3 separate regions of the Homo sapiens genome follow, and all the other regions are linked to region 3. The links are chromatin contacts, found by Hi-C or POLR2A ChIA-PET in ENCODE. All regions are on one chromosome and are shown on one strand. The core of a region is the stretch at or near the end of the contact, and the rest is flanking DNA. Distances in the headings are between cores, read along the strand shown. Region 1 overlaps DPP4 (dipeptidyl peptidase 4). Region 2 has its middle 10 kb from the start of ITGB6. Region 3 holds the start of TANK (TRAF family member associated NFKB activator).

The links. A loop is a pair of places that touch in the nucleus more often than their neighbours do. ChIA-PET counts read pairs that join two places held with the same protein, here RNA polymerase II (POLR2A). Pooled maps may share reads with other maps.
Region 1: a loop to region 3 is called in a map of naive thymus-derived CD4-positive, alpha-beta T cell, with 13 times the contacts of the local background. The contact joins the enhancer-like site here to the promoter of TANK in region 3. A Hi-C loop is called at or near these places in 2 of 168 maps with a recorded cell type or tissue (CD4-positive, alpha-beta memory T cell and naive thymus-derived CD4-positive, alpha-beta T cell) and 8 of 50 pooled maps. POLR2A ChIA-PET finds 5 or more read pairs at or near these places in 1 of 52 experiments (T-cell).
Region 2: a pooled map shows a loop between it and region 3 (2.4-fold over the local background). The contact joins the enhancer-like site here to the promoter of TANK in region 3. A Hi-C loop is called at or near these places in 1 of 37 single-sample maps with no recorded cell type and 10 of 50 pooled maps. POLR2A ChIA-PET finds 5 or more read pairs at or near these places in 2 of 52 experiments (MCF 10A and activated T-cell).

Annotation. Positions count from the first base shown.
Region 1 is chr2:162,009,998-162,012,729 of GRCh38, reverse strand. It overlaps DPP4 (dipeptidyl peptidase 4), which reads left to right. Exons shown (of 26, transcript NM_001935.4): 20 at 743-937. Among named protein-coding and RNA genes, the nearest start is that of DPP4, 63 kb to the left of the region's middle. Within about 2 kb of position 1,474, at least 4 of the 41 ENCODE cell types and tissues checked have a DNase peak (open chromatin) inside an H3K27ac peak, as active enhancers do.
Region 2 is chr2:160,209,394-160,212,093 of GRCh38, reverse strand. No RefSeq gene overlaps it. Among named protein-coding and RNA genes, the nearest start is that of ITGB6, 10 kb to the right of the region's middle. RefSeq lists enhancers at 1,526-1,575, 2,226-2,295, 2,436-2,525. Within about 2 kb of position 1,294, at least 7 of the 41 ENCODE cell types and tissues checked have a DNase peak (open chromatin) inside an H3K27ac peak, as active enhancers do.
Region 3 is chr2:161,159,156-161,161,855 of GRCh38, reverse strand. It overlaps TANK (TRAF family member associated NFKB activator), which reads right to left and starts at 1,428. Exons shown (of 8, transcript NM_001199135.3): 1 at 1,370-1,428. It overlaps TANK-AS1 (TANK antisense RNA 1), which reads left to right and starts at 1,566. Exons shown (of 3, transcript NR_187173.1): 1 at 1,566-1,724; 2 at 2,620-2,691. RefSeq lists an enhancer at 955-1,718.

The DNA.
Region 1 (2,732 bases), core at 225-2,724, 850 kb before region 3:
AAGGAGCTCCTCTTGATTAACAAGCAGAAATGAGAGTGCTTTACAGAGCTTTACAGAGATTGTGCACACAGCTCTGTGTAGGGTAGATGGTAGCCTGTGAAGATTGCAGATACAAGGGAGTTAAACTTGTTAGTATATAGAATGCCCAATGACATGCCCGTTTTCCAATGCAACCTGTTTCTTCCTCTGAAGTTTTAAATGTTAGCATTCATTCATACTGCAGTCCATTCCACAATGATTTACAGTCATTGTGAGCAAGACTGTGCCGGGTGCTATGGGAAATGCAAAGCATATGATGCAGAAGTCAAAGTCCTTAAAGAAGGAAATAAACTTGCAGTCCAGGAGTATTGTGTTAAGCTGAGATGGAAAGATATCCAAAGCTGCATTTATTGTTGTCATCATCATTTTTTTTATACCACAACTCCCCCTTCTTAACTATTAGAGAAATTATTTCTTTGATTTCCAAGATTACATTAATACTTCTAAAATCTTGGCCTATGAAGTCTGTGTTTGATAACTATCTTCAAAGACAAAACTGACAAGTATCTTTGAAGGAAATATACAACCATGGTAGTTGTGTTGCTAAGTTTTAGAGGACTCATTCTGGACACCCCATAGGCTGGCACAGTTTAAGGCTCATGATTGGGAAGGATGCATACTTCTCCACGGAGAAGAGAAATGTAAGCATTCCTCATTTGATTCCAGAAAACCATGAAAGCTAACAATTTGGTATTTTTCATAGGTATGCAGGCCCATGTAGTCAAAAAGCAGACACTGTCTTCAGACTGAACTGGGCCACTTACCTTGCAAGCACAGAAAACATTATAGTAGCTAGCTTTGATGGCAGAGGAAGTGGTTACCAAGGAGATAAGATCATGCATGCAATCAACAGAAGACTGGGAACATTTGAAGTTGAAGATCAAATTGAAGCAGCCAGGTGAGTGACTAGGAGATGAAGTCAAAGGTCATCTGATTTTTTTTCCCCTTTAAAATTTACATTTTAAAGCTGTAAAGTGTAAATAATTTAAAGTGTTCTGGGATGAATTTGTAATCTTTTATCCTTACGGTAGGTTTTAGTGAAGATGTTATGTTTAAATAACAATATATTACATTATAGATTGATATGAAGTTCAAAAAAAAAGCATTTCCTAAATTCCTCTCTGTATGAGACTCTAGAAAGGGAGTTGGCATATGTCCTACCACATTCTAAGAACAGAAAATCAAAATTCATCAGACTCGGGGACAAACTGAGGAATAAATGTACCCTAGTAAACATCTGACTAAACAAGCCAAGCCCATTCCTTCACAGTCAAGGATACTGTGTACATTTCCTTCAGTGTACATTTACGTCATAGGCAGTGACAACTCTGAAGTCCTAGGAGTAGCTCCTACAGTCTGGATGAGGGTGACTCTGCTATTTTGGGAAAATTGTGGAGCACAACCATCATCGGTACTATGTATAAGGGCTCTGTTACGTATGAACCACATCTCATTCTTGTGCTCTTCACTTATGGGACTATAACTAGATGTGATCTGGCTCAAGAGATGTTAACAATCAATGATGGTTACTCATAAGATGCATGTTGCATGAGAAGTGCTTTACCTGCAGGCATTGTCGCTGAAGCCCCGAGAGGTGGGTGTTCTTACCCCATATTTTAATTAAATAAATAGAGACTATTAGGTTAGGTAGCTTGCCAAAGTGAATCAGGATTTGAATCCAGTCTCATTCTGACTCTTATATTTAATTACATTCAACTGGTATGTGGGAAATGTAACTTTGAGTTTCTGTAACCAACAGCATGGATGTCTGGGGAAGCATAATAGGGAGGGTGGTTGAAAATAATGTTATGAAATCATAGACTAGGAAATGCAGAAGGATCCATGAATGATGAAATAGATGGAGAGAGGAGAAGATGACAATTGATTAAGGATTCCTGAGGAAAGAAATTCTCTTTTACTAAAGTTAATGATTAGCTATTTTCCTTAACAATTAAAAAATAGAGATTTAGAATAAACAGGGGATACATTTGTTTGAGAGTGAGGCTTTGATATTTTAAAAATAAACTTGTATCTATCCAGATCGCTCCTCTATGAGAGAGGGCATAGTTTCCAGGGTCTCTCAAATCTGACCAACAAAAGTCCTAAAATTACAAAATTAAGGATCTACTATATACAACCCCAGTTAAATAAGTATTGAGAAATAGTGCGTTTATACAGTGGCACACACTATTGCAGCAACTAAAAAGAGCTAAGCATAACAACATGGATGAATTGCATATACTGTTGAATGAAAGAAGCTGGACACAAAAGTGTACATCCTGCAAGATGCAATTTATGTAAAGATAAAAACAAGGCAAAAGTTCAGTGAAATTTTTATGGAATTCAATAAAAGAAAAACATTTCCTTTTGTCCCTTTGCAAAGAGGGAAATGCCTTAGAGGCTTCTGATAATATGCACAGGCCATGATTTCAAGGATACATTCACTTTGTAAAGGTTGATCAAATTATACATGAATGATCTGTTGCACATTGCTGTATGTCTGCCTCCTTCAATTTTACAAAGTTTACGTGGAAAAGATGAGTTGAAAACTATTTTAATTTTTTTCTAGCACTGCTTAACTTAGGGCAACCTAGGACATATTACATGAAAACACAAAGACTGTCAAAATCAAGATAGGTTAATGCAAAGGTCTGCAACCACCCACAATGCTAAAAATTTGAGTTCCATTTGTC
Region 2 (2,700 bases), core at 45-2,544, 950 kb after region 3:
AAATCCAAGTTTGGAAAAAATGCTGCACACTTTCTCACCTGAAGAGATGCTTCCTACCTTAGGAAGAGAATGCTGTTTCCTTAACGGAGCTACTCTTCTGGACCTTCTGCAAGTAAGATGGGTAGATGGACAGACAGGCAGATGACAGCTTGAGGACAGGCTATTGTACCAAAAAGAAAGAGACCAAGGGCAGATGCAAGCAGCAACTGGGATCCTCTGCCCAGAAGATACAGGAAAACAATAGATAGCCGTATTCGAAATTCATTTCGCAAAGAAAACCAGTCTACGTCATTCAGTAATAAAACTGTAGTATCTGGGCTATAGTCACTAGGTTAACTATACTAGGTTATAAGGCTGGGTCTGAGTCCAGAAATTTATAATGAGCCATCACTATTGCAAGTGTTTTATCTGAACTATTATCAAAATGGACCTCCTCTCTGGGCTTTCCTGGGAAAATGAATCGTCTCCTGGAAAACCCATCTTGAAAGATCTTTGAATTGCAGAATGCACAAAAAAGGCAGCAGTAAACACATGAATTCACACCCGCCTTTTCCTAAGAAATCTGACTACAATATTATCATAGGATAATGAAAATAGTTTTTTGTTTAATTGTTAAACAAAAGTAAACAATTTTCTTCCCTGTGGGGCTTCTTGAAGTGTTTAATAGGTTATAATGCACATTGTGAGTTTCTGATGGAAGATTTAATAGTCTATATTAAATAAACTGCAGGAGCATTTCATTATCAGGGCAAGGATTAACAGCTCACTTCAGATCACATTTTAGGAAGCTGTGCTCCTCCTCCAGCAACATTCATAAAAATAAATCCTTCTGTTGGTTAACGTTTAAATCCTGTCTTCCTAATCTTTGGTTGCCTAATAGGGCCTAAACAATTTCAAGACCAATCTATACCATGCCACAAATGTCCAATAATCAATCCACCAAGGTCTGGACTGAGACCAGGGCTGACAACTGCCTTTTCCATGCTGCTGAGCCTTACTCTATTGGTGTCCAAGATAACTTAATTTCATCAACGCATAGGGAATGTTTGCCCCTCCCCCAATATTTGCAACTAACAGCAATTGTCTTTTATCAAAAAACTTTCCTATTTGTGTTTTGATTGAAACTTTAAAACATCGAACTCCTTGATATAAAGAAAATGATTCATTTCCTTCCTTTAATAAATGTTGAAACTACTGTGAGCCTCTCGCTTCATCATGCCTCGGTTGTTACACCCTCAACCGCTAGGGGGTGCCAGGAAAGGGCCCTGGGCTCAGGAGCAGCAAAGTTCCAGCCAGAGTAGTCAGGACGCAACAGAGATTGCAGCCCAGGCAGGTGGTTTTCATACTTCCCCAAACAAGCCTCACACCTGACTGCTCACCGGAGCCGCTTTTTGTCTGGAAGTAATTATGCCCAACAATATATAGATTCGTTACGTCTGTTGTGGTGTAAAAATCTGACACACCGTCTTTAATTAGAGGCCAGCTGAATTTGCTTTAAAGGCTTTTCTTCTTTCTCCACTTCCAAGTCTTGAGACATCACCAGGTTAATGCCATTTTGATTAGCTTGTTAGAATAATTTATTGTTTAGCCTTTTTAACGATTAGGGTGTTCACCTCATACCCAATCCTTTACTCTATTTGATTCCCTGAAAACTTACTGACAGGATTCACTGAGTATGCATCTGAAACAATCAGAAAATTCCATAAAATGGCAGTTAAAAGTAATAAATCCTCCACGGACCCACCCAAGGATGTGCCTCAAACATGATCACTGGCTGAGGCAAGAGGATCACTTGAGATCTAGAGTTTTAGGCCAGCCTGGGCAACAAAGTAAGACCTCCATCTTTATAAAAAATTTTTTTAATTAGTTTGGCATGGTGGCATGTGCCCAGCTACTTAGGAGACTGAGGTGGGAGGATCGCTTGAGCCCCAAAGTTTAAGGCTGTAGTGAGGCTAGGATTATGCCACTGCACTCTAGCCCAGTGATAGAGTGAGGCCTTGTCTAAAAAAACAACAATAAAAAGATAATAATTACTGGCCACCATTTCTCCCAGCTTTTTAAAGGATTAGAACTTTCCCTATTGTTGCAGCTGAATAAATTGCATCTTTAAGGTCAAAAGAAGTTTGAAGTCCTTCCACTTTCCAAGGAGTTTTTAAAAGAAAATATACCCATCTCTTCTGCCTTCTTAAGAGGAGTATTTTTTTATTCTGTTAGGGGAGACTTTTGTTACTGAAACTAACCCCAATTAGTCTATCAGCACAGCTAGAGAGAACTAGAGGACCACAGGGATTTTCCAGGTTTTCTTTTGCAACCAAAAAGTCATGGGGAATTCCAGAACAGAAGATGCTGGCTAATCAGACCTCCACTGGACTGAAGGAATGTTAACACAGCATACAAACAGTCTCCATACAGCACTGGCCTGCATAGTTCAGACCTTTCTGGTTCTACCATGGAATGCTTTTTGCAGAGTTATGACTCCTCATGACCCTCCAAGTTGTTAGAGCAGATTAGAGCTCCCGATGACTCTGCTGATGAGCAGATGGTATTCTCTCTCTGAAACAGCTGGAGAACCCTGGTGGTGATGGTGGGGTTATTGATTCAGGGCCTCAATAACTGCTAGAGTCATCGTTGATCCCTTGATTTCTCTCCCTCCCTATGAGGAATCTGTTTGTAAATCATGTCTATCTTGGAAATATATCC
Region 3 (2,700 bases), core at 179-2,678:
ATATTTGCCATATATTTCACAAAGGATTAATGAAATCTGTAGTCTAATGAGAAACAGATAATTTTGAAGAATACTGGGCAATATATACGGACAGGACATAGTAAGTGACAGTTAACTATAATTTGGTACATCTACACAATGCAGTACCACGCCAACATTACAATAAAATAGAGCTACATATGGCAAGACTTTCACCATATATATATATTTAATCTGAAACAGATTATCGAACAGTATGCATAATCTCATTTTCATAAGAAAGCAAAATAACATGGTTATGCACATACAGGAAAGATGTGGAAGGCTTGGATTACAACTGGGGAGAGGACTGAGAAGGATTTCACTTCCTGCTTTGCACATAGTTGTATTATTTGAGGATCCCTCCTCTCTCAAATGAGGACACAATAATTTTTAACAGAATGCACTGCTTGCTTCTCTGCTACCTCTCGTTTGGGTGTGTATTCCAACCGCGGTAAGAAGGCAGGTCATTTTCTTTTCCTTCAATTTCACGTCGCTTCTTCACTTCCTTTACTACCATCTCTCCCTTATTATAACTTGTCAAAAGCATCTCCTGTGAGGTGAGATAAACACCACTTTACATAGCAAGGCTGCTTTACTTTTGCTCGTTATAGCATAACAATAAAGGCACAGCTCTTCTTTGATTATCCTCCCCCTTTCTACTTCTAGAAAAGCACAGCTTTTTTGCCTGTAACTCGTTGCTAGTCAGTTTACACCGGCGTGAGGACTCTACCTAACGCCTGGGTTCCCACTGTGGGCGGGGTTGGCTTCTGTTCTTCCTGCCTTGGCCACCCACTCCCTCCGTGACCCTCTGGGAAGTTACCCAACTTCTCATTGACCAGGCTATGATGACACCCCACAGGAAGGCAGAGGGGAATTGTGCAACCACCTTGGGAAAACAACAGAAAGAACCAATTAAGTTTTCGAAAGAGTAACCACGATACTACTTGATTCTAGGAGGCAGTCTCTCTCCCGAAGGGAAGTCGGGAATGTTCCTGGAGGGTCCACTGCTCACCTCGACACCGCAGGCCCTTCCACCCCCATTTCCCGGGCAAAGCAGCCGGGACGAGTCCCTCCCTTGAAGCCGTTGGGGCAGAGGCCGACGATGCTATGCTGACATCGCGGGCCCGGAAACCAACCCACAAGGAGTCCGCTCCGGGGGAAGGACTCGCGTGGTTTCTCCCGCACAAAATCCCTCCCCAAACTGCAAATTGGTTGTCTCCGCTGCTCCTCGGCTTCTCTCCCTGCGGCGCCCCTACTGTCAGCGCGTCCCTCTCGCTCACGCATACAAATTCTCCGACGTCGTGCTTGACGGATTCGGACACACCAATTCACAAAGTTTCTTACTCACACAGTTCACGCTTTCAGCTGCGTTCCCTCTCCCCTCAGGTCGCCGGCGCCTGGCCGAGTGACTCCAACCGGAAGTTGCATTTTGTTCCAGTTCAGAGGGCAGTGCCTGCGCGCGGAGCCATTAACTCTTCACCTCCACCCAACAAGGCCAGGGCCCTTCCGCCCTGCCCCACCCAGCCCAGGGCTCTTCTGCCCCGCCCCTGCCCGCCCCGCCTAGCGCCCTCCCCCAGCCCTGCCCAGCCAAGTCCCCGCCTCTTAGAAAAAAAAAGCGTCAGCAGCGGAAGAGAATCCTATGTCAAGTGTAAAGGTCACTTGTGAGTCTTTGCTGGATTTTTTTGCCAAACGATAAATAACCGGTAAATAAATAACCAGTAAATAAATAACATCACCCTATATATGAGTTAGAGTACACAAGAATCACCTGAGAAACAAAATGTAGTTTCACCAACCGACTCCTACAGCTTTCATTTCAGAGCAACTGGAGTGAAGCCCAGGAACCTGCATTTTCAACAGATCCTCGTAAATTTATGTAATTAAACGTGGTTAAAGTCCACACTCTGAGAAACACTACATATACACATACCCATTTGGTTTCTCCCCAACTGGTAGTATTTTTCACTAAATGTATTTGTTAAAGAGGAATGGCTGGAAATGGAGGTGGAACTTTATTAGAAAATTTCCCATGAATTAAGACTTTCCCATTATTCCAATTCCTAGCCATGCATGAATATTATCTAAGATTCATATCTTAGATACCGCAAGAAAGATATCTTTTCCCTTTAGGGCAAGAGGATGAGGTCTGGCTGCCCCAATTTCTCCCTGTATTTCTGAATCATGGATGTTTACACATCTTTCCTTAGGCCAGTAAGTCCAAGGATTTAAAAACCTGCCAAGTTGCAGTGCATTCTGTCTAGTTATCTTGAATGTTGCTGTATACTTTTAAAAGTCAAAGCCTAAATATATTTGAAACAATGTTTTTAACAAACAGAAACTTCTTATATATAACGTTTTGACCAGTTGAATAGTTTTCTTGTAATAAGTAATTGAGTTAAACATCACAATACAGTACTGCTTTAAAAAAATTATTTAAACTTTTTTTGAGGGCAGTTTTAGATTCACAGCAAAATGGAAAGGAATGTCCAGAGATTTTCCATATACTTTCTGCCCCGACACAAGCATAGCCCTTCCCCATTATCAACATCCCTCACCCCAGTGTGATGAAAAAAAGCTGTTATAAATATCTGTGTGCAGGTTTTTTTGTGCGGACATAAGTTTTCATCTCCTTTGGATAAATACCAAGTAGTATGATTGCTGGATCATAAGGTAAGAGAA